Linked DNA regions of Mus musculus: regions 1, 2 and 3 are each linked to region 4. A link is a loop called in an ENCODE intact Hi-C map of the cell type or tissue named here. Cell type or tissue: heart. All regions are shown on one strand. Links, peaks and the distances in the headings refer to the core of each region. The heading gives the core; the rest is flanking DNA.

Region 1 (7,713 bases), core at 1,807-6,806, 81 kb before region 4:
GCCCCCATTTGAGAAGCAAGGAGAGAAGGACAAGGAGGACAAGCAGACGTTCCAGGTCACAGATTGCCGGAGTCTGGTGAAGACCTTGGTCTGCGGTGTCAAGACCATCACATGGGGCATAACGTCGTGTAAAGCACCTGGTGGTAATACTCGCTTCCACTCTTCACACTGACAGCACTGTTAGCTCTTGTATTTGCCAGGTTTTAATGTATTCTGTCTCTTCTAGAAGCTCAGTTTATTCCTAACAAGCAATTACAACCCAAAGAAACTCAGATTTACATCAAGCTGGTGAAGTATGCGATGCAGGCCTTGGATATTTATCAGGTATGAAGTGGCCGCAGACAGTGCTGTTGAGTCTAGAGGATGCCTTTGGAACAGAGCGCCCAAGCCTTCGGAGTTCAGTTCTGTTTGCATGGCCTGGCTTTGCATTTCTTTTTTCTTTTTCTTTTTTAAAAAACCTTATTTATTCTTTGAAAGTACACTGTCGCTGTTCTCAGACACACCAGAAGAGGGTGTCAGATCTCATTACGGGTGGTTGTGAGCCACCACGTGGTTGCTGGGATTTGAACTCAGGACCTTCGGAAGAATAGTCAGTGCTCCTAACCACTGAGCCATCTCTCCAGCCCCTGGCTTTGCATTTAGCTGGGATAACAAACATGCGTCCTCATGCCAGTTTATGTGGCGCTGAGATCAGATCCACGGTTCATGCATGTTACTGCCAGTTTCCCTTTCTTGATACTGTGGTAAGATACTCTGACAGAAGCAGTTTAGCCATCCAGGGCTTACTTATCCAGTGGGGGTGATCGTGTACCTTTACCCTCTGCGCTGGCTCTCTGGGCTCTACATTTACTTACCGTTTTTCCCCCTGGTGTGGACACCTGGTGTTTTTCTTTTTCAAAATTGAGACAAGAACAGAGAACTTAGAAGAAGGATAACCATTATTGAATTCAGTGCTTCATTGAAGTACTTGACTTGTGATTTTATGAAGAAGTACATGTTCAGTAGAAGCTTTTCCTTTCTAACTGCCATGGGGCTTCTCCCGTCCTAGGTCCAGATCGCAGGAAATGGACAAACATACATTCGAGTAGCCAACTGTCAGACCGTAAGGATGAAGGAAGAGAAGGAGGTGCTGGAGCACTTTGCTGGGGTCTTCACCATGATGAACCCACTAACATTCAAGGAGATCTTCCAGACTACAGTTCCTTACATGGTAGAAAGGATCTCAAAAAACTATGCTCTTCAGGTATAAAACTCTTCCGAGTGTGTGTGTGTGTGTGTGTGTGTGTGTGTGTGTGTGTGCGCGCGTGTGCGTGTGTGCACGTGTGCGCGCGCCTGCCTACGTGCAACTCCTCCACCACATAGAGCATAGGGACTGAACTCAGGTCTTCAGGCTTGGTGCCTTTCTGTTGTAAGCCATCTTGCCAGCCCTTTTTAGATATAACATTCACTTGAAACTTTTTTTTTTTTTTTAGTTCTGTATTGAATGTTTTGTGTTTACTCATCTACTTTGAGGATTTAGAAATAACGCTGTCTTCAGGGTGTGCATGTAGGGGATATTGGGCAATAATGTTTGAGAATGTTTTCAACCCTTCTGATGCCTCGGGTCACTTCCTTTCCAGAGTAGAAGCGATTGAGTGTTAAATGCAGGCTGTCAGGTTTTGATGGTGAGCTGGGTCGGCAGGTTGGGTGCCGTGCTCTGGTAGGAGGCACACACTCACAGCTCATTTGATGCACGGGGTGGTGGTTTTCTCAGCATGTCTGCGACCAGTGAGCTTTGTTTGAGAAACTCATTCCTTTGCCTTTTGTAGCTGCTTTGGGGAAGAGGATAATTTTTGTCCCGGGTATTTCTTCAAAGCTTCCCCCTCCCCTCAAAGCTGAGGACCAGGCCGATAGCCTTGCGTTTGCTAGGCAAGTGCTATATCCTGGAGGGACATCTCCAACCCATTTTGCCGTTTCCTGTTTTGACAGATTGTTGCCAACTCCTTCTTGGCGAATCCCACTACCTCTGCTCTGTTTGCCACCATCCTGGTGGAGTACCTCCTGGAGCGGCTGCCGGAAATGGGCTCCAACGTGGAGCTCTCCAACTTGTACCTCAAGCTCTTCAAGTTGGTCTTCGGCTCAGTGTCGCTGTTTGCAGCGGAGAATGAGCAGATGCTGAAGGTAACGCGCGTGCTGCTCTGAGGGCCACTGCGGCTCTGGCTTTTATTGCTTCATTTATTTTTATCGAAAATTACAGTGACTCCATTTTACATGTGTATGATACATGTAATTCAGAATTAAGGCCTCGTATGCAGGCATGTAAGCCTACCTCTTGGGAGGTGAAAGCTATAGATGAAGGGAGCCTCAGCTACTTAGAAAATCTGAGGCCAGCCTGGGCTACATGAGCTGCTATCTCATCAAAAACCTAAAAAAAAAATTCCGGCTGGCGAGATGGCTCAGCGGGTAAGAGCACTGACTGCTCTTCTGAAGGTCCTGAATTTAAATCCCAGCAACCACAAGGTGGCTCACAACCACCTGTAATGAGATCTGACGCCCTCTTCTGGAGTGTCTGAAGACACTACACTACAGTGTACTTAAGTATAATAATAAATAAATAAATAAATCTTTAAAAGAAAAAAGAAAAGAAAATCCACCCTCAGGTAACTGCATAGTAACCTGGGAACATACTAAGAACGTCTTTCATAGATATTGCATAGATATGTTATGTTTCATAGATATGGCAGAGACCTCTCTACGTTCTGGCCACTACGTTCTTTAGTTTGCTTTGATGAAATATCAGCTTCATGCTGCTTGAGTGCAGGGGTGAGGTGTATGAGCCCTAGACTCCCAGGCACTCCCTGACCTGACTGCCTTCCCTCTGCCCAGCCTCACCTGCACAAGATCGTGAACAGCTCCATGGAGTTGGCGCAAACCGCCAAGGAGCCTTACAACTACTTCCTTCTGCTCCGTGCTCTCTTCCGCTCTATAGGAGGTGGCAGCCATGACCTCCTGTATCAGGAGTTTCTGCCTCTCCTTCCAAATCTCCTCCAAGGTAAGAGCAGTGGCTCGTGCATCCATCTGTCTGTCTGACTGCTGGGCTCATCCTTTCTGCCTGGCAAAGCTGATGGGAAGGGGTGGGTGCTGGGACCGCCCTCCCCCCACCATCCACCACTACCCCCTCCACCCCCACTCCCAGAGGAAAATAAATGTATTAGTTTCTGTCATCAAACCATGTTGGACTTTCCATGTAGAGGTCTTGTCTGTGTTTACTGCAGTGCTCCCTCCATACAGATGGTGTGAGTGCAAAGTAAATTTCCCAGTGTACTGGGTGGCCCTTGCCCCTGCTTAGCCTCATGTCCAGTCCTTCTCCTGGTCTTACTTAGATGTGCTCAGGCGGGTTTCCTCCACATCACCAAAAGTGCATGCTGCTTACACAAGCATAGGGTAACCTATAGGAACTCCCCCAGCCTTTGTTGTCACTGTGGAAGGGACCGTGACTGCAGTCAATAGGTCTAACCGTGGGCACAGCTGACGTTGCCTGCATCAGGGAGCTAAAGTGCCCCCACCCCTTTCCCAGGACTGAACATGCTGCAGAGCGGCCTGCATAAGCAGCACATGAAGGACCTCTTTGTAGAGCTGTGTCTCACCGTGCCAGTCCGGCTGAGCTCTCTCCTGCCCTATCTGCCCATGTTGATGGATCCCTTGGTGTCTGCCCTCAATGGGTCTCAGACATTGGTCAGCCAAGGCCTGAGGACCTTGGAGTTGTGTGTGGACAACCTGCAGCCGGATTTCCTCTATGACCACATTCAGCCTGTGCGTGCAGAGCTCATGCAGGTAAGACCGCTTTCACCTCTGCACCAGCAGGGGGCATCAGCTCCACATGCCTCTAGTTTGTCCTAGGGATCCTCTGTGCTCAGTCAGAGGCAGACTCAGTCGTGCTTGCTTGCCTGGGATGTACTAAACACGTTTAGCGCTAGTGCATGGTGAGCAGCTTTGTGGCAGTGTTGCTTCTCAGTTTAAGGGAACTTTCCCAAGCATCAGAGTCTCTGTAAGCCAGTGTGAAGGCAGATGGTGCGGAGTTGTGTAGACTCGCAGAAAGACCCTTTCTGTACCCACAGAGATTTTTTTGCTTTTATAGTAAAAGATGCAGCTCTTCAGGGAAGCAGATGGGCACCTTGCCTGCCCCAGCTCCCCTCAAGAGGAAAGGGGCAGTTAGTCAAAGGTTGTCTTAACGTCTTAGGGGTTTGTTATTAGAAGTCAGGAGTGAGGAATCGTACACTATTCACTGTGCTTTGTGCTATGCCCGTGATGGGATTGATAATCCCTGGGGGCCGGCACTTGTGCTCCTCTGTCTCACTAGCATAGGGTCACAACCAGCACTTCATGGTGGATGCTCAGTGACTCCAAAGTAGATTTCAGGAGTAGCACCTGGTCTGGAGGCAGGACTATCAGATCCTGTCTGTCCATCCTGGGGTTATTTCTTGGTCTCTGTGCACTGGAAGAAGATGGACTGGAGTCTATATAGCATGGGAGGACTGCAGAGCCTGCTCTGAGAGCCGCACTGTCAGGTCTTGAAAGCAGAGCTTGTCTTGAGCTGAGTGTGTGGGGGCCGCTCGGGGGCCGCGGAAGCAGTGTGGCTGTTGGGGCTGAGGCGGTGTTGAGCCACAGTTTGCTTTAGAACGATAACCCTCGGAGACAAAGGTTAAGGTCCTTTTTAGTTTCTAGAGGCCAGTGACCCCCAAAACAAGCGGCAGTGTTGGTGTCTCCTGACCCACGCTGAGCCTCAGTGCTGCCGTAACCCGGCAGAAGACCCTTCCTGAGGGACAGAAGACCCTTCCTGAGGGACAGAAGACCCTTCCTGAGGGACAGAAGACCCTTCCTGAGGGACAGAAGACCCTTCCTGAGGGACAGAAGACCCTTCCTGAGGGACAGAAGACCCTTCCTGAGGGGCAGGCGGGTGTTGGGAGAACATGAGGGAAACTGGGATCTTGGTTGGTGTGGAGAAATGTCCCAAGGCTTCATGTTACTTGAATATTGCTGGATTCCGACAGTGAGTGTTGTCATGGAAGTTAGGAAAGTGATTAAAACAAGGACAAGAGTGATTTTGAGACGTAGGTAATTCAAGTGAGGGGACCCAGGCAGCGAGTGCAGTGCTGTGCAGCAGGCGGCGCAGGCGTGGCGTGCAGGGCATCCCTGAGCTCAGCTAACCCTGCAGTCAAACTTTAGGAGCTGACGTGCACAGAGACTGCACACTGAGGCTTCAGAACACGAGCACTGGGCGTTGGGCTAGGGTTGTCTTATATAAGGCTGTGATAAATCTCTAAGGGCTTCTAAAGACGGCCCAAGGGTGTGTGTGCGCACACTAGGGATGGAACAAGGTCTCATGTAAGCATTTTGGCAGAGACTAAACCATCCACATGGAGGCTCCCTGTCCTTAGGGGAAGGTTTACTGAGCAAGGAGGGGTGTGGTCAAGTCTGTGTTCAAGGACATTGCTCTGCCCTTGTGTCTATTTTCTGTTTTTCTTTAGCCTGGCTCTCAGGGACCCCCTACCACACACACCCTTACCTTCCATAAATGGAGACTTAGAATACATGACATTACATATTTGCCATGTTTCATGTTGAGTGCAAGTGTCCACAGAGGGCAGAGAGTGACGTATCCCCTAGAACTGAAGTTTATGGGCAGCACCATGGATGCCCTAATGCTTTGCTTTTTTTTCTGTGCCATCTTTTATATAAAGGAGCTCCAAAATATGTTTGTTTGTTTGCTTAGTAAAGGCAGACCTTCTCTGGGGGAGGACAACCAAGGGGGAGCCATGTTTGCGGGACAGAAGCAGGAGGAAGAGTCCCTATATCTAACAGATTGGAGTTGTGGTCGGAAGCTGTGTGAACTTGCTGCCTGGCTAGCCTTTGGTGAAAGCCAGTTGGTTTTTTTAGGCTTTGTGGCGCACGCTTCGCAACCCTGCAGACAGCATCTCCCACGTGGCCTACCGTGTGCTTGGGAAGTTTGGCGGCAGCAACAGGAAGATGTTGAAGGAGTCCCAGAAGCTGCACTATGTTGTGACTGAAGTTCAAGGCCCCAGCATTACCGTGGAGTTCTCTGATTGCAAAGCTTCTCTCCAGCTTCCGATGGAAAAGGTAAAGTTGGAGCTTCCGGGAGATCGTGTTTTGCTCTAAGGAAATTGATTTCAATATCAAAGACATATGTGAGCCAACTCTGAGGGAAGGACAGGAGTCACGGGACAATCTTGGTTGGGAAGGTGGCTTGCGTAATGCTTGTAGGCCTGTGGCAGGGTGTTATCCAGGAGTTGAGGACTCTTGAGAGTAGAATTCTTCCCCGTTGACCAGCTCACCTGAGCTCCTGGTCTGTTGTCATCTTGCTGGGCCTTGTTTCCAGGACCATTGAGAACTCAAGTGTATCTATAATTGTTCCTCATCCCTGGGCTCCCAGCATCTCACTTTTTTATTCACGTTTTTATTCTAACTCTGCTGTTGTCTCCTTTCTGGCTCTTTGGAAATGAGTTAGTGTTGTACCTCTGTGTTTCTCTCTGTCTCCGTCTCTTTATCTATGTGCATATGTGTGCATGCAGATGTGTGGCGGAGCTGCTAGTTGGCTGCCTCCTTCAGAGGGAAGTGAAAGCCTTGTTTTTCAGGTCCCTGCTTGAGGGAAGACTGTGTTTGTGCAGCCGTGGCTCCTGAGCTCCAGACCCTTATGGGTGTGTGGCTGACAGCCTACCACGCTGGACCCTCCCAAGCTCCTTGACTTCCTGGAGTCTAACCCTGGTCACTAGACGGGAAATTGGGGGTAGAGAGCAGGCTGAGCACTCACTAGCATGTGCTACTCTTGCAGAGGCTGCTGCCTCAGTTCCCAGCATCCATGGTGCTGCCCAGAACTCCAGCTCGAGGGGATATGACACCCTCTGCCCTCTGTGGACACCTGTACTCAACATATACATAACCTATAGACAGATGCACACATAGACACATAATTAAAAGTAAAACCTTCCAGCCAGAGTGCTGTGCACTCTTAATGCTATCTGTGGCCGTGCAGCTCCTTGCTTTCTTCACTGTCTCTGCTTTCAGACTCTGGTTTGTGGTTGCCTGTTAGACTGATGCCCTCCCTCTTCAGTTTCCTTAGCAAGCTAATGCTGGATGTGTGAGTGTGTGTGAGTGTGCGCACACGCCTTTCTGCGCACACTGTACATACTGTGCTTTTTATCCTAGGCCATTGAGACCGCCCTGGACTGCCTGAAAAGTGCCAACACAGAGCCCTACTACCGGAGGCAGGCATGGGAGGTGATCAGGTGCTTCCTGGTAGCCATGATGAGCCTGGAGGACAACAAGCATGCGCTCTACCAGCTGCTGGCGCACCCCAAGTATGACTTGGGCTATTTTCTGGGACTGGAGCAGCTCGCCGCAAAAATTAGGAACATAAGTGACTGCCCAGGAGTCTGCTAGGAGTGTGCCCTTTCAAACAGCCAGGGCAGTATGTAACTTACCCAGTGACACAGCATGTAGCGTCTGGAGCAGTGGGTCTCAGCCTCTGGGTCATGACCCCTGGGGCAGATGATTCTTATACAAGGGTCACTTAAGACCATTGCAAAACACAGATATTTACAGTATGGTTCACAACAGTGTCAAAATCACAGTTGTGAAGTAGCAGCGAAAACACTTTTATGGTTGGGGTCACTACAACATGAGGAGCTGGATTAAAGAGTCGTAGGAAGGATGAGA
Region 2 (7,713 bases), core at 863-5,862, 90 kb after region 4:
GTCCTTCCCCATCAAAAGCCATCCAAAACTCTGACACTTTCCAAGTCTGCAATACCAAAATTAACCAGTTGACCAGGATCTGTTAATAGATACCTGCCACAAATTCCACAATTAAGCCACTGATCTCATTTCTACTGAAACTCCCCAAGTCAGTCACTTTAGCGGGAAGGCTGAAAGCAACCTGGATCATATCTGAAGTCATAGCCCAGTGTCAATGAGCAGCAAACTTTCCCAAAGATGACTGTCAAAGAACCTAACTTCCTAACTAACACATGCCCTTCGCATGTCCACTGAGCAAGTCTCTTCCAGTATCTGTCCAGAGGCAAAGATGGCCAATATGACCGGGGTCTGGGTTCTAGTGCAAACACCGTTATCTGCTCCCACATCTTCAGGGAAAACTATCAATCTTTTCTTAAACACAAGAAACTTTCCAAGAATTTCCACCATGATCACAGGTCTTACCCTAAGGCTCTGCCTGAAAGGACAAGCAGAAGTCTTAGTCCCCAACACACTGCCTTGGAACAGAAAAATCCAGGGAACTCCCTGCAAGGCCTCAGACTTAACGATGTATTTCCTCTTCTGAGCTGGAAAGCCCCAAAGCAGGCCCTCTGCCAACCCTGCCATGCATGCAGCCTTAGGGATGGATTCACACTGGTAAGGTCTGCAGAGAAAGGAGAGGGAGAAAGAAAGAGGAAGCTGAGGGCAGTGGTCCAGACTCCGGACCCACGAAGAGGGACAGCTATGACAGAGAGCTCTCCCCTTGCCTGCATGCAAACTGCCCTGCTGCTGTCAGACCCACAGCAAGCTCTGCGCTCACCTTTGAAGGTGGCACTACAGAGCACTTAGCAAACCTGAACATTCCTCTGAAGACTGAGGGGAACAAGGCGCCTTGCACTAGAGCAGCTGCCACAGCTCAGCTTGTGTGGGAGGGGGGACTCAAGGATGTGGCGAGGGGTGAAGGCATTGCAGAGGAGGTAGGAACCAAGGACTCGTCTCTGGAGTACTAAGTGGCCTGGCCTCGGGGAGAACGGAAGTGGACTAGACTGGAGAGGTCTGGACCACTGATGAGGTGGGGGAAGTGAGAACAAGACTGGGAGACAGACGTTTGGTCCCAGACAGGATTGAGGAATTTGCGACTTAAGGGTGGAGGCTGTAAGACAGAAGCGAGTGGGCGGGACTGAAAGATAAGTGAGGGCGGGATCAAGCAGGGACGGGGGCGTGGCTGAAAACAGTAGAGGGGGCGGAGCCAAGAGAGGAGAGGGGAAACTAGAGAGATGGAGATGAGGAGTGGGTGAGGCGGTGGGAGAGCAAAGAGAAGCAAGGCAAACGAGTAGGGGGTGGGATGATTCGAAGGGACCCAGAGAGAGAAGGGAGAAGGTAGATAATGTTCATGTGAGAGAGTGGGAAGAAAGAAAGGAGAGAGAGATGAAGTGATGAGAAGCTGCAAGGGAAAAGAGGGAGGGGACAGGCGGGAGGATGGTGAGGGGTGGGCCTAGAGGGGAACAGCAGGTAGAAGGAGGATGAGAGTGAAGAGATGGATGATGAAAATGTGAGGTAGGGGTGGAAAGAGCGGTGGAGGTGCAGCGAGGGGGCGGGATCTACATGAAGTTGAAAGGTGTGTGGCTATGTACAAGGCCTGAAGAAAAGCAGGCAGGGGGGTAGGTGTGGATCAGAGGGTGCTGGGGCGGTGTCAAGAGAGGACACTAGAGGGGACCGGTGGAGGGCCCCGAGGGGTGGTACCTATATGCAGCTGAGGGTAGGTGTGGGGCAGAAAGGAGAGGGGGGGGGGGAGTCCTGTAGTGGAGGAGCTAGGGGGCGGGACCTGATCCAGAAGGGTAAAGTTAGGGGCAGAGGGAGAAAGCTAGGGGGCGTGGCCCATATGCAACTGATGGTAGGTGTGGGCAGATAGAGTAGTGTGGGCAGGGGGGGATAGGCAAGAACCTGAAGAGAAAGGAGCCAGAGGCGGGGCCAAGAGAATCAGCCACAGGGGTGGAATCTATGATAGAGGGATGAACAGCAAGCCAGGCTTAATGCAGAAAAGGCAGCTGCCTGGGCCTGCAGAGCAAGCAGGGGGCGGGGAATGATGCAGAGGGAGGAGCCATAGGGCGGGTCGCCAAAGCTACAAAGTAGTCAAGGGGTGGAGCCTGTGAGGGGGAGGGGGAGTCTGCAGAAGAGTCGAGGGCTGAGCCTAGTTAAGGGGGCGAGTCTGCAGATCGGAGAGGCGTGGCTTGATGCAGAGGGAGGGCGGGGCTGCCGCAGCGGGGCGTGTCCTGATGTGCCAGGGGCGGGCCCTGATGCAGAGGGAGGGGACGGGGCGGCAGGGGCGGCGCCTGCAGAGCACCCGGGGGGCGGGGCCGGGAGCGCGAGCGAGGGGCGCACGCCGTAGGGGGTGCAGCGGTCCCGGGACAACGGCCGGTGCAAGGGGGGGGGGGGGGGAGGGGGCGGGGCGGGAGTCCGCAGGGTCCCTGGGACAGTCTAGGGGCGCGAGGGCCGCGGCCCTGTCGTGCCTACCTGTCAGACGGATCTTGATGCTGGAGCCGTTCCTACGGGTCCCGGGGTTCGACATCTCCCGCCAGCGGCCGGCCGGCCTCGGATCCAGTGCCGCCGCCCCCCAGCCCGGCCCGGCCCGGCCCCGCCGCCGCCTCAAGGTTACGGCCACGGGCTGGGCGCCGGGGTCCGAGCCGGGACGCCGAGTGCGCGGCGCAGGCGTTGGGCCGGAGACCACGGGCTGGAACCGTAGAACCGAGCGCTCGGCCGCGCCGCCGCCAGGAGCCGCCCCTGGCTGGCCCAGCCCGGAGCCGCCGCGCTCGCAGCCGGACGCCCGCCGCCCTCGCTGCTTCCGCCGCCGCCTCCCGAGCTGCGCGCGCCCGCCGCCTTGCCGGCCCGGCCCTGCGCGGCCTCGCGCTTGCGTGTGTGCGTGCGTGCGCGCGCCCGAGCACGGCGCTACGCGGACCGCGCTTGTCCTGGGCGCGCGCAAGGGGGTCTGGGGGAGCTGCAAGGTTCCTGCAGCCGGCGGGGAGCCTTGAAACAGACACCACCGTGGCCACCACCGCCCCACACACGTAGACGACACACACGCACACACAAGCGGCGCAGTCGGAGCTGGTTCTTAGTCACAATCTCAGAACCAACTGATTTGCTTGTGCGACGATTTGGGGGAACCGATTGTTTCTTCAGTGTCGGACTTTTCAAAGCTCCTGATGGAAGCCAGGGTGTTGCATGAAACCCCAAGAACCGTGCGCGCGTGCGCGCGTGGGTACACACTAGATCCTGCAAGTTCCAAGGGAAGACTTCCCGCAGTGATCGAGTGTCGGATGTGCCCTGTGCAACTGGTGTATTCGATTGACAAAGTGGCTAGACTCAGAGGAAGTGCGGCATATGGACCAGCTAAACAAGATGAAGGATGTAAATGGAGAGGTGGTGGTTTTGTGGATAGGAACCTGCATGCAACTGAACTAACCCAGAGAAGTAAGCAGTCGGGTTTTCGAGTCCCTGCCTTCTGATGAACCCACCCCCAAACCCCCAGAGTGTCAGGCCGGTAAAAAGTAAAAGCCGGGCTTTCTTTCCCCAGCAAGCAAACCAATCTCTATGGTAACGCATTCTAGAGAGGAAATAAAAGGTTCTTGAAAAGGCTGCGTATATTTACCAAACTCCCATCCGACCTGAACTTAATTCACTTCATGGGCAGACTCTATGGTTCTTCCTTAGAACCAGCTACCCACAGCGTTTGACCACCCTCTTTGGAGACAGGGGCTCATCTGTAGCTGAGGCTGACCTCAAAACTGTGATTCCCCCTACTCAGCCTCCGGAGCGCAGGGATTACAGGCTTGTACCTGTTCTTGTCCTAGGCAGTTTGGTTTTATGAGCCTGTGCAGCCCAGACTATTTAATAATGGAGGGAAAATATCTTAAGAATAGGATCGTGTATGGGCAACGGTTAATCCAGACTCTAACTCTGCTTCCATTTCTAAGCCGTTGTCGCTGAGAGCGAGACCCTAGGTTGGAATAAATCCATTTAGGAGTCTTTGATTGGTGTTGGGAGAATAGCACCATTGGTAAGGTGTTCGATGGTGCAAGCACAAGAAGCTAAGTTTTGTGAGGCTTTTTTTTAGATATTTCTGTTACCTATATAGGAGTGTTTTGTGTGCGTGTTTGTATGTGTGCATCACAAGGTGCTGGATCTGGAGCGGGTGTTTGTGAGCCACCGTGTGGGTGCTGGGAACTGAACTTAGGTCCTCTGGAAGAGCAACGTGTGCTCCTAACTGTTCAGCATCTCTCCAGCCCCACGGTACAGGTGTGCTGGTGAGTTTGAGTGATCCCAGCCCCCTGGGAGGCAAAGACAGAAGGATCCCTGGGACTAATAGGCCAGTAAGCCTCCATGAATCAGGAACCCTATGCCAGTGAGAGACTCTGCCACCAGAAAAAATGGAGCTGGGGGATAAACAGTGGAGAAAAACTGAAGTTAACCTCTCTCTCTCTCTCTCTCTCTCTCTCTCTCTCTCTCTCTCTCTCTCTCTCTCTCCCCCTGCACTTCTCTCCTTCCCTCCTTGCCCTGTCATTCTCTTTCTCTGTATCCTCAGCCATACCTCCCTTCTTTCTCATTCCTCTTCCCTCCACCTTCACCCACTCACACACACACACACACTCACACACTCACACACACTCACACACTCACACACACACACTCACACACACACACTCACCCACTCACACACACACACTCACCCACTCACACACACACACACTCACACACACACACACACACACTCACCCACTCACACACACACACACACACTCACCCACTCACACACACACACTCACACACACACACACACACACCCCCGCCTCAGCTCACATGTGCTTTTCCTTCCTCCTGGGTCCACTCTCCTGCACCCTCACCCAGGAGTCTTGGGTTGCTCCACCTCTTTGTTTCCTTACCTGCCTAGACGTCTGGACCTTTCTTCACCTGGTTATCCCAACCCCTGAGTCACAAGTGTGCGTCTTGGAGGCTAAGTCATTTCCTCTGCCCATTAACTGGGAACGCACACTGTTGTCTGCTAGTCGGAGAGAGTCCTAACAGTATTCTGCCATACCCTGCTTCAAAGAGAAGACTGTCCTCCATGCTTTGATTGTCGTGTGTGCGTTCCTGTGTGCCGCTCCCTGAGCACATGTGTACACACATCTGGAAGATACAGTCACACATTATTGGGTGTCTTTCCCAACCATTCCCCACCTCAATTCTGAGACGATTTCTCACTGAACCTGAAACTTAGTGATTCACCTGAACTGGCTGGCCAGCAAGCCCCAAACATCCTTATCTCCCCCTCCCAACACTGGGATTACAGATGTGGGATGCCACACCCAGTGTTGACTACAGGTGCCTGGAATCCAGCTCAGATCCTCATACGTGCAAGGCAAACACGTTATTGACCCTCCCCAGCCCATTTGTCTTTAGGACAAGATCTCATATGGCCCAAACTGGCCTAGAACGCAGTATGTAGCTAAGGATGATCTTTAACTATTAATCCTCCTGCCTCCACCTCTTGAGTATGTGAAATGCAAGATCACATCATGAAGTCTGATTTTGTGCACCTACTGGGAACCGAACCCTTGAGTTCCTACATGCCAGGCAAGCTCCCTATCCACTGAGCCACATCCTCAGCCCCTTTCCCACCTTTTGACTACCAAACTGAATATGACTGTCATCTGCAGACCAAGGTCTTCTATGCCTCTAAATTTACTTTCTTTCTTAGGCTTTTCTTTCTTAAGCAGAGTAGCTCTAAAATCTATATTCTAAACTCCTATCACATTATCAGCTGTTCATCTGATTAACTGAGGTGACAGTTTGAGGTCAGTCTAGGCTACACGAGTCCCCATTGGAAACAAACAAACAAGGTTTGGGAGCTGGCTCATTTGGTAAAGTGATTACCACAACACACACAAGGACTAAGAACCAGACACAGCAGCACCCAAGGAGCAGCTGGGAGGATTGAGTTTGCTGGCCAGCCAGTCTAAACCAGGGCGGCCCAGTTCGATGAAAGACCCTGCCTCAAAAGACAGGTTGGGACCCTGCAAGACCGCTCATCCGGTAAAAGATCCTGCGTGGATCCACTCAAGTAAAAGATCCTGACCATCTGAGTTTGATCCCTGGGACCCACACTGTAGAAATACAACCGACTCCCACAAGCTGTCCAATGACCTCCACTTCTGCGGGGTTAATACCCTCAACCCTTCATTCATTTGTCCTGTTATTTTTTAGAGGCCTGTGGAACCTCTTTCTAAACTACCCCTTAAACAAAACACTATCAATCAATATGTGAGCTTTCACGGAATGTGGGTGTTTGTTTAGAGATAGCCTCAAGTAGCACAGGCTGGCCCTGAATTTGCTCTGTAGCCAAGGGTGATTTCAAACTTTGATCCTCCTGCCTCCAGGATGTCAGGAATGTTCCTACTAAGATCTGAAACTCTAATCTTAACTACCCCAATTGTGCAAAAGCAGAAACAAGTACAGACTAATGTGACAGATTCCCCAGTCCCCAGAAGGACTGGGACCTGTGCCTCCTTACCTAAAGGCATGAATATAAACAAATTAAGGTAATATGGGGTTTAATAGCATCTAGTTTGTACATGGGCAGGATGTGATCTAATTACTGCTGCTCTTTCTGCCTACGGAACACCATCTTTTTTTTAAAGGTAGATACGTCTAATCTAGTTTCATCCTCTTGGCCTGATGCACATCATAGCAAGATAGTGTGAGAACTGACTCTGCCTCTCTCTCCATCCCTCTAATCCCAAATCAGCCTTCTATCCTAGGATCTCCCTAAGGCAGGGGTTGCCCAAGACCATCGGAAAACACAGATATTTACATGACGATTAATAACAGTGGCAAAATTACAGTTATGAAGTAACCGTGAAAATAATTTTATGGTTGGGGTTACCATAGCATGAGGAACTAGATTAAAGGGTCGCATCATTAGGAAGAGGGAATGCCACTGCTCTAAGTGAATGGGATGTGGTTTTAAGGTTTCAGTTTTGGGGCTCATGAGAGGGTTAAGTGGGTAGAGGTGCTTGCCGCCAAGTTCACTAAGATGATCAAAATCCAATCCTCAAGACCCACATGGTGGGAGGAAAGAACAACCTCCTGACGGTTGCCCTCTGACCTCCTGAAGGCTGCCCTCTGACCTCCTGAAGGCTGCCCTCTGACCTCCTGAAGGTTGCCCTCTGACCTCCTGAAGGCTGCCCTCTGACCTCCTGAAGGTTGCCCTCAGACCTCCTGAAGGCTGCCCTCTGACCTCCTGAAGGCTGCCCTCTGACCTCCTGAAGGCTGCCCTCTGACCTCTTTACAGGTATGCCATTGATTAAACATGGGTCTTCATGGGCTGTGGAGAGAGAAAAAAATCTGTCTCAATTTTTTTTTAAATTTTGATTTATTAGGGCTCCCTAATGGAAGAGCTAGAGGAAAGTACCCAAGGAGCTAAAGGGATCTGCAACCCTATAGAAGGATCAACAATGAACTAACCAGTACCCCCAGAGCTGTGTCTCTAGCTGCATATGTAGCAGAGGATGGCCTAGTCGGCCATCAATGGGAGGAGAGGCCCTTGGTATTTCGAAGATCATATGCCCCAGTACAGGGGAATGCCAGGGCCAGGAAGCAAGAGTGGAGGGCATTGCGGGGAGAGGGTATAGGGGGCTTTGGGCGTAGCATTTAAAATGT
Region 3 (7,713 bases), core at 1,082-6,081, 190 kb after region 4:
CTGGGACCTGCAGGATGGTCAGCCTCAGCCTCCGCCTCCCAAGCAGTAGATTCCATGGGAAAGCCTGCCCAGCTTTTTTGACATTATTTTTATTTTAAGGTTTATTTATTTATTTTATATATGTGAGCGCACTGTAGCTGTCTTCAGACACACCAGAAGAGGGCATCAGATCCCATGACAGAATGTTGTACTGGGAATTGAACTCAGGACCTCTGGAAGAGTAGTCAGTGCTCTGAAACACTGAACCATCTCTCCAACTCTCATGATATTATTTTTTGATGTAGCAGAGGTGAGATTGGATATTGCTGAAACATTAAAATGTAGAGTTCCAGAGGAAACAGATTGAGCCGCCCCAAGGTGAAAACCAGGACAGTCACAGCAGACGGCAGGTTTACAAAAGGAACACAGCCATTCAGGGCAGAATCTTTTTTAAAAAATGGCAGGTAGAGAGATGGCTCAGTGGTTAAGAGCACTGACTGCTCTTCCAGAGGTCCTGAGTTCAATTCCCAGCAACCACATGATGGCTCACAACCATCTGTAATGGGATCTGATGCCCTCTTCTGGTGTGTCTGAAGACAGCTACAGTGTTCTCACATATATAAAATAAATCTTAAACAACAACCAAAAAAAAATGGCAGACAGAGCTGGAGAGATGGCTCAGCAATTAAGAGCACCAGTTGTTTTCCCAGAGGACCTGGGTTTCCTTCTCAGAATCCATATGGCAGCTCTGTTAACCCCCATTCCAGAGTATCCAGTGCAGCCTCTGGCCTTCATGGGCACTGTATACAAGTGATATATATAGATATATAGATATATATATGCCTATTGTCTGCCTGTGTGAATATACATATATATATGCCTATTGTCTGCCTGTGTGAATATATATATTCACACAGGCAGACAAAACACTCATATACATAAAATTTTTAAAAAGTCTAGCTCAACAGGTAAAAGCGCCTACCACCAAGCCTGACAAACTGAGTTCAATTCCTAGGACCCACATATTGGAAGAAGAGACCAGACTCATGCATGTAGTCTTCTGACCTCCACCTGAGCCTTCCACAAATAAATAAATAAATGTGATTTTCAAGATTTCAAGAAAACGTAGGAAGCTAACACCTAGGAAAATATAAACTCCTGCCTGTATGGGACTGGGCAGCTTCAAGCAATGTCTCTCACATATATAATATGTATATGTATGTATGTATATATATATATATATATATATATATATATATATATATATACATATATATATATATATATATGCACTCATATACACAGAGGTTTTTTTTTTTAATGCAAGCTCACCTAGAATAGGCTACACTATCATCTCATTTTCTGCTGTGCCTTTCTCAAGTGAAGGCTAGGCCAACCAAGAATACTGTGCACAAGTTAGATAATGAAGAGCAAGCATGAATGGTGGAAATTGTCCTGATCAAGTTGGGTACCAAACACCACATGACAGGCAAGGACATTGCCTCAGTGGAGATCATCCGTCTGTCCAATACAGACTTCTCCAAAACTGTTTCTGAGGAGTGGCACTTCCACATCTGAGGCCACAGCAAGTAGGTAAGTACACCACTTCTGCTCTGAGCTTTGCAGAGGTCTTTGTGTCATCCAGTAGTGCTACCTATTCTCAAAGGCTTTGAGTCTCTGTCACCCTCTTGTGTGTCTCTGAGCACCTGTCCTCATGTTCACATACCTACACACACACACAGAAAGACACACAGACACACACACATAGATACACACAATTAAAATAATAATAAATCTAAATTTTAAAATTTTCTGGATGCTGGGCAGTGGTGGCACACACTTTTAATCCCAGCACTTGGGAGACAGAGGCAGGCAGATTTCTGAGTTCAAGGCCAGCCTGGTCTACGGAGTGAGTTCCAGGACAGCCAAGGCTACACAAAGAAACCCTGTTTTGGAAAAAAAAAAAAAATCTGGGGCCAACAAGATGACTCAGCAGACAATACTTCGTATTGATAGTAAATTGTGGCTACAAAGAAGCAAGTGTAATAAAAGTTAAATTAAAAAATTAAAATCCAGGGGACTGGAGAAACAGCTGAGCAGTTAAAAATATTGACCACTCCTCCAGAGAACCTGGCTTCAGTTCCTAGCCCCTAGACTGTGAATCACAATGAACTATAACTTTAGTTATATACTGGGAATCTTACACCCTCTTCTGGCCTCTGTAGGCACCAGGCACGAATGTGATTTACAGACACACTTGCAGGCAAAATACCACATATATACAAAATTTACTATGAATTTACAGCATTTAATGAACAGTAGCTTAAAACCTGAGTATACACATCACAGAGGCAAAACAAGCCCTGGGTCCCTTAGGAAAGAACACATTTGGGACCTTGGAGAGTCCTGCATCAATCGTGGTGGAGGGAGGGGGCAGGCTGTGCAGTGTTTCTGACCCTCTAAGGGGGGAGGCAGGGACTGACAAGATGGCTTAGTAGGTAAAGGGGCTTAGTGCAAAGCCCAATAAGTTAGTTTGATATCTACCATCCACATGGTAGAAGAGGAGCGGCTCCCACCACTTGTCTTCTGACCTCTGTATACAAGCCAAGATATTCACACAAGAATGGATTAAAGATGGCCCTGCTCACGGTTCTGCCTCTATAGGGACCTTCTCTAAGTCTCTCTCACCCTCATGCAAGGTGGCAGAGGTCTCAACAGCAGAGGAGAGACATGTGAAGGTGGAAACAGGTTCCTGTGCAGAGCACAAGCCAGAGAGCCGGGTTACTGGAGAATGAAGTCAGCTGTGGGGAGGGAGATGCAGGAGTTAACATCCAGCTGCTGCTGGAATTAAAGGGTGTGGCAGTGTGGCGTTGCTCAGGATCAAGCACTGGGATGTTGGTAATGAAGACTCTTTTCTAGTTGACAGCCTGTATGTGCATGTCAACGACAGAGTATGTGACTCATGTCTGTAACCTAGGTGTTATGCAATAATTCCTCATAGACAACTGTAATGCCTTCCTGATAGGACTTAATAAAAGAAATATGAAAAACTACAGCTTGTTTTATTGCTATTTATTTATTTAGATAGTCTTGCTATGAAGCCTAGGCTGACCAATACAAGTCTCTATGTAGCCCAGGCTGCCCTTGAATTAAAAATAATCCATGTGCCTCAGACTTCTAAGTGACGCATTGTATACCAACAATGCCCAGCTTTAGAACTCTCTCTTTGCTTGTTTGTTTGTTTGTTTGTTTGTTGTGTTCATTTTATGGCAGTTCTAGACCTCACTCTCACTTTGTGGGCCAGGCTGGCTGGAAACTCACAGAGATCCACCTGCCTCTGCCACCTGAGTATGGGAATTAAATGTGTGGACCACACCTAGCTTCAGCACTCTTAGTGTGTGTGTGTGTGTGTGTGTGTGTGAGAGAGAGAGAGAGAGAGAGAGAGAGAGAGAGAGAGAGAGAGATAAAGAGCAGGTGCTCAGAAAGGACAGAGGCATTTAGTCCCCTGGAGCAGAAGTTACAGGTAATTGTGAGGAATGTGGATGCTGGGAATTACACTTGGGTCCTCACAAGAGGAGGTAACGCTGACAAGCCATCACTTCAGCCCCTAGAGGGTCTTGTGCTGTTTTGTTTGTTGTTATTTTCTTTTCTGGATTGTGTCTCACGGTGTAGCCCCAAGATAAATAAGTTCAAGGCAAGCCTGGGCTGCACAGGAGTCCCTTGTGAGTGGCTCTAGACTCTAAGCATCTCCAGACGGAATTTGTTGTCTCTTCTGCGACTAGACGGAATGTGGAAACACTGCCCTCTGGTGGTCAGTGTCTCTACTGCTTTGTGCGAGGACTGCCTCAGAGACCTTAGGGAAAAAATCAGCCATCTGTAGAGTTTGTGAAATTGTTGAAAAAAAAAGATAGTAATGTAATTTCTACTTGATGTGTGCTGTTGATGCACAGTGGTGTGGGGAAAGGCAGATCATTCTAGTTTGGACTGGTTAGTTATCATGGTCAGAAAGTCCCTTTTAAAGCAGTTAGGACAGATCACGCTGTATTGGGCCTTTATTTCATTCTAATATCCATATTTATGATCATCTAAGTCTAATCCACACACACTTAAGCTATATTTACCCGGGAGTGTCTGAGAGGGCTTCCTCAGCTCTGAAATAAGGGGAACAGCGGAATCTTCGTCATAGGAATGTGACGTTCACATTTGCATCTCTGTACATGTATGTGCAAGAGTGTGTGTGTGTCTACACGCATGTGTCACAGCTTATGAGTGAGGTCTGAACAATGCGTTGGAGTCTGTTCTCTCCTGCCACACATAGATTTCAGGAATTGCACTTAGGTCTGTGCGTGCGCACATGTGTGGAGGTCAGAAGACAATTTGCAGAGTAAATTGTTCTCTCCTTCTATCATGTGAGTTCTGGGGTTAAATTCAGACCCTCAAGCTTAGAGTTAAATGTTTTTACCATTGAGCATTCTTGCCAGCCCCAACTACTAAAACATCTGTTCAGTCTGTCTGTCTGTGTGTCTGTCTGTCTGTCTGTCTGTCTAGGGGGTCACGGGGAGTGCACATTCCATGGCCACGTGTATGAAGGTTACAGGATAACTTTTAGAAGTCAGTTCTCTCCCACCACATGGGAGCCAAGGCTTAAACTCAGTAGCCAGGCTTGGCAGCAAGTGCCCTACCCACTAAGCAATACCACTGGCCCCCAACTTGCTTTTTTGCTTTGATTTATTTATTTATCTATTTGACAGACCTTAAACTAGGAAGGAGACCCACCAGCTTCTGGAACTAAAGGTGTCACCATGACACCTGGCTCCAAGTTACTTTTGGAGCAAGGTCTATGTTCACTGGCTTGGAACTTGTGAATCAGATTAGGCTGACTGGCTAGTGAGCCCCTGAAGTCATCTGTCTCTCCTTCTTCTCCAGAGATGGAGTCATAAGCACGGGACACAGGGCTTCACTTCTTTCTTTTTTTTACCTGAGTTCTGCCGATCACGCCCCTGGCCCTCAGGTTTGCAGAGCAAAACTTCCATTTACCCGAGAGTTCGCAGCTGCACTACTTCCCCAGCCCCGAGTGTGGCTTTTAAATACCTTAGCACAGAACTCATCTTGTATGACAATTAGACATCTGCCATCGATCTTCAGATGCTCTGTAGAACTTCAGCATCTGGTCCTCAGAGGACGGCTCAGCTGGGCCCATCATTGCAGCTGCTGACAGCTGCAGGACTCTTGTTGGAGAAATCCCAGGATGGTCCGAGACCTTGGCAACATTTTTTCAGGAAAATGCTTCATCTGTGTCCTCCTCACACTCTCAGAACTCCAAACAGCCCCTTGACGAAGTTCTTAACTGCAGAGGGCCCAATTCGCAACACCTTCATGGCGGCTCACTTCCATGGCAACTCCAATTCAAGGGGATCTAGCGCCATCTTCTGGCATTAGTGGGCACTGTACACTTGTGTTTACATACATCCATGGGGGCGGTGTGTGTGTGTGTGTGTGTGTGTGTGTGTGTGTGTGTGTAAAAAATGTAAATTACCTGTAATGTGAGGTGAGGTGATGTTTCTCCCTCAGTTGTTTTGTTTTTGTTTTTTCAAAGAAGCACTTCCAGGTGGTAGTACACACCTCTAACCCCAGCTTCTGGAAAGGCTCAGGCAAGAAGGTGACAAGTTCAAAGTCCACCTGAGCAACTTAGAAACACTCTGTCCACCCCCCAAAAAATTTTAGAGGCGGGGGTGTGTGTCATATGTTCATAACTCAGTGGCAGGATGTTTGCCTAGAACATGCAAAATACTGGGTCCTTAGCACAACATACATACAAAGGAAGTAGGCGGCAGAGGCAGGGGGATCTGGTCTATACAGTGAGTCCTTGTTCATATATATATATATATATATATCAGAAAGAAGGGAGGAGGAAAGCGAGGGAGAGAGAGGGAGGGAGGAAGAGAAGGAGAGGGAGGGCAAGAGAGAGGGGGAAGGGAGGGGGAGGGAGAGGGAGGCAGGGGAGAAAGGAGCAGTGACATGGCTCATGTTAAAGGTTAAGGGTTAAAGTTCAATTTTCAACCAAGCCTGACATCCTGAGTTGAATCCCAGAAACACACACAACCTCAGGGTGCCGTGGCATGCATGTGCCCACACACGTACACACAGCAAATGAAGGCAGAATACATTTTTAAAAGAAATACTTATTTACTGTTGAATGGTTATGTTGTTTCACCTGCATGTATATCTGTGTACCACATGCAGAAAGCACCCATGGAGGCCAGAATAGGGCATCAGATCCCTAGAATTGGAATTACAGATGGTGGTGAGCTACCACGTGGGGTCTGGGAAATAAACCTGGGTCCTCTGGAAGAGCAGCCTGTGCTCTCATCTGCTGAGCCATCTCCCCAGCCTAGGAATACAGCTTAAAACAACAACAAAAACATAGTGACATACACTCTAAGGGTATCTGATGGTTATTTAAAAACACTTATTCTTCATTTTATAATAAGGTGTGTGTGTGCATGTCTGCATGTGTGCGTGTGTGTACATGTGTATGTGTACATGCCTGTGTGTGCATGTGTGTGAGTGTGTGTGTGTGTGCGTGTGCGTGTGCGTGTGCGTGTGTGTGTGTGTGTGTGTACATTCATTCTTGCAGGTGCCTACAGAGGCTAGAAGGGAGCATCAGAACCTCTGGGCTGTTGCAAGCTGCCTAGTATAGGTGCTGGGGTCTGAACTCAGGATTTTTGGAACATGCTCAACCACTGAGCCATCCTTCCAACCCTGGTGCTTAACGCTGTCAACTTGACATGCTCTAGAATCAAGCAATAGATATAACCAGCCCTCTGAGTATACCTGTGAGAGATGTTTCTAAACTGTGTTGATCGAGGTGGGAAGCGTTCTCTAAATGCGAATGATGCCATTTGGTGGGCTCAGTATAAAGGAGAAAGCAAGCTGAGCGCCAGGATTCTTGGTTTCCTGCCTGGATGAAGGGTGACCAGATGCCTCCTGACCCTGCCCTTGCCCTCATCCCCATGTCCCCATGCTTCCCCCACCCCAAGGGACTGTGAACCTTCAGACTGTGAGCACCACAAGGGACTGTACCCTCAAACTGTGAGCCAAAGAAAAACCTCCCTCCCTTAAGTTACTTCATAGAGTATTTTGTTATAGCAGTGAGAAAAGTAACTAATGCTATTATGTAAAGTATAATCTCTGACCTTGAAAAACAATGACAGCCATTATCCACAATAATAGGAGCTGGGGCTCTGACACCACATTCTGCAGAGAAAATGGACCAAAGACTACTCAAATGGGTCTGCTGCATGTCCATAGCTAGGTTTCAAGGCTGCAAATTAGTGTCACCAGGGCTTTTTTTTTATGTTCCCCTGCCCCCGCTCTGGAACCCAAACATGAATCTCAGTAGGGAACCCAGAAGGTTCTGAGACTTCTTTATTATGTAGCACACTTGTGGGTGTTGCCAGGACTCGGGAAATCATCACAAAACCCCTCAAGCCTCCCACTCATGATCTACTCGGAACCAAGGCTAGGATTTATTGTAAAAAGGACATTCTGAATGAGAGCTGAATCAAGAGAATCTGCTAGGAATCTTTAGGAGTTATTAACAGAGGTTTTTCTGTTGCTGGTGGTGGAGGTTTGGTTTGAGGGGGATGGTTGCTGTTGTTGTTCAGTTTTGTTCTGTTAAGACAGGGTCTCATATAACCAAGGCTAATCTCAACCTCGTCAATGTGATGACCC
Region 4 (7,713 bases), core at 1,481-6,480:
CCTTGAGAACCATGAAGCTGCTCATCTGGCTGGGGGGAGTGTGCACGGAGGACCTTTGCCCTCTCTCCAGATGGCCTACTTTTCTCCCAGGACATTTGCTCCCAGTTGAAGCAGAAATCCCTCTCTTGTGTGAACACGAGCATGTCTGTGCATGTGGAGGCCAGAGCCCAAAGCCAGGGGTCCTCCTCAGCTGCTCACCACATCCTTGTGGCAGGGTCTTTTGCAGAACCTGACCAGTGAGCCTCAGGGAGGCCCACAACACCCCCCCCCCCCGCCCCCGCCCCTGTCATTACCGGCTCCCACTCCTGTGCATGTGTGAGCATGTGTGCCTGTGTGGCATCTGTGTGCACATGTGTGTGTGTGAATGCAGATGTTTGTTTCATGGTGGGCCTGTGTAGTCAGATAATCTGCCTGCTGCTACAGACGACAGCTAAGCTAGCCCACAAAAATCCCAGCATTCTCCTGTCTCCCTCTTACATCAGCGGGAGCATCTTGGTTACAGATGTGTGCTACCATGTCCAGCTTCTACATGAGTCCCAAAGATTTGGACTCAGGCCCTCACACTTGTGTGGCTTCTCCTTCACCCACTGAGGCAGCTTCCCAGCCTGCAACAGCCGCTTCTTTAGTGACCTCAATTCTTCTGGGACTTCTTTTCATCTGTTGGGTTTTGGATTTTGCTTTTTTTTTTTTTTTTAAACTATGGCCTGTGGTGTGTGAATGTGTGTGTATCTCCATCATGCCTACCTGCTTGTCTGCCTGCCACATGTATGTGAATGCCCACAGAGGCCAGATACCCTGGAGATGGAGTTAGAGGTGAATGCCAATCCGGTCCTCTGAGCCATCTCTCCAGACTGAGAATCTAAAAAAAACACACTTGAAGGGTACTGACAACTCTACCCTTCTTTGCCCTGTGATACATATTTATTTAGTTTACTTTGCAGACATGGGGTCTAGCTGCATAGCCCAGAATGGCCTGGCCTTCACTGTGTAGCCCAGGCTGCCCTTAGACTTCGGTTATCTTGTACAAGCCTCAAGGGCTGGATCATGGGCAAGAGGCACGGTGCTCTGACTGCTTTTAGCCTAAGTGTTTAGCTCAACCATACTACTGTCTTCAGAGCGCCCCTTCCCCACATAGCTGCTCCTCCTGGTTAGGTCCGTGGCCAGCCACGTCTTCTCCCTGGGCCTAGCACCAGGCTCGATAGGCTTCAGCCGATCCAGTGTGGCTCAGCTCAACTGGGTGGTTGGCACAGGACTCAACATGACTGGCATCACGGCTGACTGCTGGGTCCTGCCGCTTCCTTCTGCGTATACGCTTGTCCACACTTGCCGCCACCCTTGAGACCGGAACCTGGGTCCAGAGCCTTTAGAATGGTATCTGAAGCTGTCACACCTTCCGAAGGGTTCTGAGTCGGGACTGAGCTCCTAGATGACACTGGATGTGTCTGAGGGCATCATCAGGGCAGCTCCTGTCTGCCCTTAGCTCAGCTCTCATCCACCTTCCCTTCTTATTGGACTTTTCACACAGGCTTTTGCTGTGCAGCCTAAGGTAGCTTTGATTTTTGTTTTGAGACTGTCTCGCTATGTAGCTCAGGGTAACCTAGTATTCACGTATATAATCCAGGCTGGCCTCAGACTCAGACATCTGCCTGCCTCTTGCCTCCTGAGAGTAAATCTGTGTACCACCTGGCATCTTGGTGTTCACACTCATGTGTGGAGCGGTCAGGGAACCGTGAGAGTTTGTACTCTCCTTCCACCGTGGGCTCCTCAGCTGTGCTCACACGTTTCTCCACTGAGCCCGTCTCCCTGTTCAGAGCTGGAGCCTGTAACAGCCTCCTGGTCTCTGATTCCTTAAATGGTCAACACTTACTACATATTTACTAGGCACTGTAGTAAATGACTCAGGGCCATTTTAAACATCACTACTGCAGTGTGTGCGTGCATGTGTAAATGTGTAGAGGCCAGAGGACGGATTCCAGGTGTCTGCTTTGTTCTTTCCTTCTCCTGAGGGAGCTGAGGTTTGAGCTCAGGTCATCAGGCAGTGCTACAAAGCACTGGTTACCCTCAGCCATCTCAGTGGCCCAACACTTGGTTTTCTTTTCTTCTGAGATAGTGTCATGTAACCCAGGCTAGCCCAAAATTCCACATGATCCTAAGGCTAACCCTGACTTCCTGACCCTCCTGCCTCCACTTCCCTCAGGCTGGGATGACCTGTGGCCACTGTTTCCCTCTACAACAGACCCTCCACAGCTTTCTGAGGGAACTGGGCCTGCGGGAGTCCCCAGTGCTGTCACCACCTGACACTTAGTCCCGTGACCAGCGTGATGTGCAGCAGCAAGCTGGCCAGACATTGTGGGTAGAGGTGGCAGATTGGGGTCGGGTCACCCAACCTGTCCCTTCCTGTAGCAGCAGCAGGGGCCATTAAGTAGAACAGAGTGGTGGAGTGGGAAGGGAGCCTGTCAGAGGTCACTGTGCTGCCTCAGGCTACGTCGTGGGGTTGTGTGGATGGGCACCAAGTGGGGATTGTCCAGGAAGCACACGAATGGGGAAGACTGAGGGAGGTGGCTCTGGGGCACAGTGGTTGGGAGCTGCTCCAGCCTGTGCGAGAGTAACATTCTGCACACAACTAGCTATTCTGACTGGAGGATGTCCTTCCTACCTGTCCCTGTCCCACCATCCTGTCTGTGCATCAGGCCACAGGGCGGCAAGAAAGCCTGCGCGTGTGGCCTGCAGCCAGGTTTGCCCTAAGCTTGGGATGAGACTCAACTGCATTCACCTGGTTTTCTAGGGATAGGGACGGGACATCTCCAGCTGTGAACTGCAGGCCTAAGGCCGCTCTGGCTGGGGACACTGCCCTCAGCACTCCCTGGCAGATGGGGGACAGCAGTCTGCTAGTCAGATGCTCTGATGAAGCAAGGGCCTGAGACTGTGGCTTTTGTGGCCCCCTGACAGTGGTCCCAGGAGGTGACCTTCAAGGATGACCTCAGGACTCCTGCCCCTGCTGGTGTGATGGTGGGGGCGGGGCTGCCACCAGATGCCCACTCTGTTAGGATCTGACCTTGAACTCCTGTTAGGACAACCGTGAGGGAAGTCTGCTGAGCTCAAGCCAGTCTGCTCTGTTTCCTCACAGAGATGGAAGAGACCAAGACCCCTCAGGAAAAGAGTGGACCTTAGTGTTCTGAAGCAGCTATGACCCACACAGCACTTCCTGTATGAGGGCTCTGAGAGGCGTGGCATTGCATCATAGGTGAGCAAGTGTGGCTTTTTTTGTTGTTTTTTTTTTGTTGTTGTTGTTTTTTGAGACAGGGTTTCTCTGTGTACCCCTGTCTGTCCTGGAGCTCACTTTGTAGACCAGGCTGGCCTCCGCCTGCCTGCCTCCCAAGTGCTGGGATTAAAGGTGTGCACCACCACTGCCCAGCAAGTGTAGCTTTTGACTTGGGACAAGTTTCCCACCGTGTGAGAAGCCTCTGCGCTAGGAAGGGTCCACATAAAGTTATCACCGGGCACGCTGACCCGACAGTGTGATACGGATTCCAACAAAGGCGTGTACACTTGTACTGTGGGCAGCCTAAGATAACCTGCAGTGCAGCAGCGCAGGAAAGGCCTTGGCTCAGCAGCTCAGTGCTGCCACCAAGTGGCAGAGGCGGTACTGCGTCTGCTTAGCACTGGTATTTCGTTTGGTTTTTTTGTTTTTGTTGTTGTTGTTTGTTTTTTTGGGAGGGAGGGTTCGAGGCAGGGTTTCTCTGTGTAGACCAGGCTGGCCTCGAACTCAGAAATCCACCTGCCTCTACTTCCCGAGTGCTGGGATTAAAGGCGTGTACCACCACGCCTGGCTTCATTTGTTTTTTTCCACAGTTCTAGCTTGTCTTTATTTACTTGGAGGCAGGACTTACAAAAGTAAATATACTAGAATTTTGTTTCCACATGAAAGTAACAGGTACGCAAAGAAAAATAAAAAAGAAAGAAAGAGAGGAAGGAAAAAGGAAAATGTAAAGTTGTGAGTTTATTGCATATGTAACAAAATGAACCTGACCTTCCGGGTCCAGCCTGCTCTACAGTCAACGCTTCGTGTTTCCAGCTGGTTCCACAACTGCATTAAATAGAACTAGCGTTTCTTTAAATACTTTCGATTCTGACATAAAACAGAACATTAGTGTACAACTGTCACAGGAAAATGGACAATAAAAACTGGGAGAGCAACTAGGGCTAGCAGCAGCACTTCAAACAGGACCTTACAAAATAACTTAGAATACATTATAAACACAGTTTAAAAATCCACACCGTCAGAAGGCTGCCATGTGGCCCACAGGCTGCAGTAGGGTGGGGCGTGTTCTCTGCAGAAGGTCAGTCCAGCGCCCACCTGACCTGAACCTGGCCATGTGGCCAAGCCAGTGCAGGGTCAGTAATCCACCTTGTGGCAGATCCTCCTAACCAAGCATGAGACTGCGACCTGCTGCCACAGCACTGCTGCAGCCTGGCGCGTCCTCTCTGAAGCACTGCGGAGTAGAGTGGTGTCTGCTGCGTCCCTGAGTGTGGGTGCCGGCCGCTGGTGAGGAGAGCCTGCGGAGCCAGGCTCCTGAAGCATCTGGGTGATGTGGGGCCACCAGGAGGGCTGACGATCGAGATCTTACGTGAAAGGGCTTCACCCAGACCCAAGCAGGGCAACCAGGAGCTGTGCCGTGGGCTGGCCACGCAGTGTTCTTTGAGGGGCGTCAGAAGGGCCTAACCATGGTAGACAGACAAGGAAGTGCAGCGCTACCAACAGAGGACAGTGCTGCACATGAACAGACCTGGGAGGTTGTGACACTCAGAACTGGCAATGAGGGGACCCACAGGCGACGCAGGCACAACGGCTGGTAGAAGCCTCAGTGGGTGGTATGTGCGCCAATCAGTCAGCCCCTGAGGGCCTAAGCTCTGGATCTTCCTCAGAGGGCATCTGACACAGGACTCCTAAGGCTTGTCTCCCAATCACTTCCGTGGCACAAACAGTGTGACTTGACATTCCTGCAGTGCATCCTCAGAGCACAGGACCCTGCAGACTGGGCCAGTGTGCAAAGGCAACAGGCAGTGTGTCCAGTCTCCGGAAGCGTGTCACTCTGCGGGGTCTGGATGCTTCCTGTGGACTGGCTGAGACTTAGGGCACAGGCTTCCTGGCGCCTTTTGAATCCGAGAGTCACGAGGGAGCTGGGTTTTAGAACACCCTCGGAAGCATGAAGGTAGATGAAGTACAGAAGCCCTACTGGGGCAAGGCAGAATTGAGAGACTAGTAAGGCCCCAGTCTGGCCTGGGAGGTGGGGCGGGTTCGGTCCTTGTGCGGTGAGGTCTACCTGGCATCCTTTCTGTCCCCAGACCTGGCAACCCAGAGCGCAGCTGACTCCTATGCTGGACAAACCTCTTGGGTTGGGGGCGTATGTGACCTATGAATCCACTCCCCATCACCTCAGCCCTGCTTCCAGACCACACTGGACAGAAGCAGCAGGAACAGAAGGGAAGACACTTCCCTATCCCCAGCCTGAGGGTAAGCAACAGAAAGAACACAAAAGCTGGTGGCCCGCAGGACCTCCCATTATTCCCCAGACAACCTGAACCCGGTACCAATGAAATGTCTTGCTAATGAATTACCCTGTTCTCGCCCCCACCACAAACAAAAACAACAAAACCACAAACGGAGGCATGGCTGCCGCTCTGCTGTGAGAGTCAGCGCTGTGAAGCCTGTGCAACCTGGACGTGGGGTTAGAGATGTGTTAGAGATGCTGGCTTTGGCCTTGCTCCTCAGAAGACAAGGAAGCAAGCAAGCTGAGGAGAACTGTTAGCATCACGTTGCCACTGGGGACGAGGGCCACGTAGGAGGTAAAGCCCCACCCCACCCTGCTGCCACACGCTCCATCACACCTGCTTTGTGCACAGCCCCGACCCTGGGGAGCTGCATCAGGGGCCCAGGTCAGCGGCCTCTCCTGCTGTCCCGCCCAGTGGCTGTGGTGCAAGGCTCTTCTGTTAGTTTAGCTCTTAGCAATCCCCATATAAAAGTCCATTTCAAGACAGCCAGGAGCCTCCGGATCCCCAGGCACAGGAGCAGAGCTGGACCCGGGGGTCTGAGGCTGGTTTTGGTTATTCTTTGCTTAGCTCCATGACGTGATAATTTCAAACTGGGTAGAGAACACAACAAATTGTACTTTTAAAGATTTTTTTTTTCCCCTGTGCAAAACCATTCTTTTTAGCCAGGATACTGCGAAAAGGAAGTACCTGGGCTTCCAGTGACGGCCGCTGCAATTCCCTTACCTATCAAAGGGGAAAACACATCCTGCCTCGAGTGTCCTGCCACGGTGGAGTTCCAGCAAGCATACACTGTGCATTTACCTTCTGCTGCTTAGAAATCCACCTGCTACCTGAACAGGCTGTGAGCCTGTGATGGACGCCTCTGGAACTTGAGCTCAGTAAGCTGTCGGCAGCTGCTGAACTTGAAAGGGGGCTTTGAGGCTCCAGTCAAGGGGAGCTAGCACAGAGACCACGCAACCCTCAGCGGCCCAGCGGCTCCTGACCATGGGTCGATGCTCGCGGAGACACCACAGCCTTCCCACCGTGCCAAGGAGGCTGAGGGCGAAACCTGGCTGCGTTTTATTGGATGGGTGATGGAGGGGTGGGCAAACTATAATAAAGGAGAATAAATGGGTGGGAGCCACCTAGGAAAGTCCCCTGGCCTGCCCTCTCCAAAGGAGGAGGGAGACGAGCCTTTTCCCTCGGTTTCTGGAATCTCAGGCCTCAGCCCGCCACGCGGGAGGCGTGCAGACGCCATATGCTTTGGGTCTGGTGGTTGTGAGCAAGACTCTGTGGCCACTGGCTGCTCTTCACTCCACTGCAAAGCCACAGGTTTCCTCCACCGCTGTCAGCAGCTTCTCATAGAGCTTCTCATAGGACTCATAGGGTGGGATGTCGATCCGATTAAAGCTGGAAAAGGGCAAAGGAGCCAGCGTCACCGCTGGGAGGGAGGCACTCAGCCCCATCCACACTGCCGCAAAGTACAGCGGCGGGCAGGCGGGCGGGCATGGCGTCTCATCTCCCTCGGAAGATGCACACGCACTTCAGCTCTCAGCACAGCCCTTGTTGCTGTGTTTGCTTCTGCCAGTCAACCCACAACAAGTGTCACAATCCACACAATCAGCGTGTAAGCTCACTTCTGCTCGCTGTTCTGCCTCTGGGTGTGCTTTCTCACACTGGAAAGAAGCCCCGGCCTGCTGTAATCTGCACTGGTGACCAACAGGCCTTCTAATGAGGTCAATCCCCTACCACAGCATGCTGGGTCTCCAAGGTAAGAGAACACCAAATCCTAGAAAGATGGGTGCGTACCTACCTTCCTGGGAACTCAAGATTTGCAGGGGGAATCTCATTTCCAGTATTTGTGAAAAGAGACACATCTATTGTCTCACAGTAACTTAAAAGCGGTGGCCCGTGGATCTCAGGCACAGAGCAGTCAGGAATGGTCTTAGAGACTGGGCGAAGGCTACGCTCTCGTTCTCCCCCACCCCTTTTCTCTAGCCTTATGAAGGGACACAGTGCCATGCTTCAATACCACACACCTATTCTGTAGGAGCTCGGGCCGTACCATGCTGAGGCGGCCATGGGGTCTTACATACACGCTCCTGGGAATGGATGTCTTAGCCCATCTTCAAATGTGAACAACAGTTAGGATGTACTTAAACCACTCATCTCAAACCTCTT

The links. Hi-C counts contacts between places; a loop is a spot of excess contacts. Peaks named below come from ENCODE experiments on the same cell type or tissue, not always from the same donor. Only the 100,000 strongest peaks of a DNase experiment are listed, where the experiment ranks them.
Region 1: a loop joins it to region 4, with 2.3 times the contacts of the local background. A loop is called at or near these places in 3 of 42 quality-filtered maps.
Region 2: it touches region 4 in a loop (2.5-fold over the local background); 7 of 42 quality-filtered maps call a loop at or near these places.
Region 3: it touches region 4 in a loop (2.2-fold over the local background); 8 of 42 quality-filtered maps call a loop at or near these places.

Annotation. Positions count from the first base shown.
Region 1 is chr5:144,791,045-144,798,757 of GRCm38, forward strand. It overlaps Trrap (transformation/transcription domain-associated protein), which reads left to right. Exons shown (of 71, transcript NM_001081362.2): 15 at 1-143; 16 at 230-324; 17 at 1,049-1,243; 18 at 1,969-2,160; 19 at 2,866-3,031; 20 at 3,557-3,813; 21 at 5,917-6,117; 22 at 7,204-7,355. Among named protein-coding and RNA genes, the nearest start is that of Gm23995, 20 kb to the left of the region's middle. In heart, for the core only: a CTCF peak has its summit at 3,850 (motif pointing right); no DNase peak of the experiment used is centred there.
Region 2 is chr5:144,962,990-144,970,702 of GRCm38, forward strand. Smurf1 (SMAD specific E3 ubiquitin protein ligase 1) reads right to left here and starts at 2,841. Exons shown (of 18, transcript NM_001038627.1): 1 at 2,512-2,841. The coding sequence starts at 2,566. In heart, for the core only: no CTCF peak of the experiment used is centred there; DNase peaks (open chromatin) are centred at 1,112, 2,252 and 2,932; H3K4me3 peaks cover 3,156 bases; H3K27ac peaks cover 2,959 bases; H3K27me3 peaks cover 1,542 bases.
Region 3 is chr5:145,066,140-145,073,852 of GRCm38, forward strand. No RefSeq gene overlaps it. Among named protein-coding and RNA genes, the nearest start is that of Arpc1a, 14 kb to the right of the region's middle. In heart, for the core only: CTCF peaks have their summits at 3,789 (motif pointing left) and 5,362 (motif pointing left); no DNase peak of the experiment used is centred there.
Region 4 is chr5:144,872,515-144,880,227 of GRCm38, forward strand. It overlaps Smurf1 (SMAD specific E3 ubiquitin protein ligase 1), which reads right to left. Exons shown (of 18, transcript NM_001038627.1): 18 at 3,981-6,942. The coding sequence ends at 6,843. Among named protein-coding and RNA genes, the nearest start is that of Mir7039, 20 kb to the right of the region's middle. In heart, for the core only: a CTCF peak has its summit at 3,636 (motif pointing left); a DNase peak (open chromatin) is centred at 3,517; H3K27ac peaks cover 405 bases.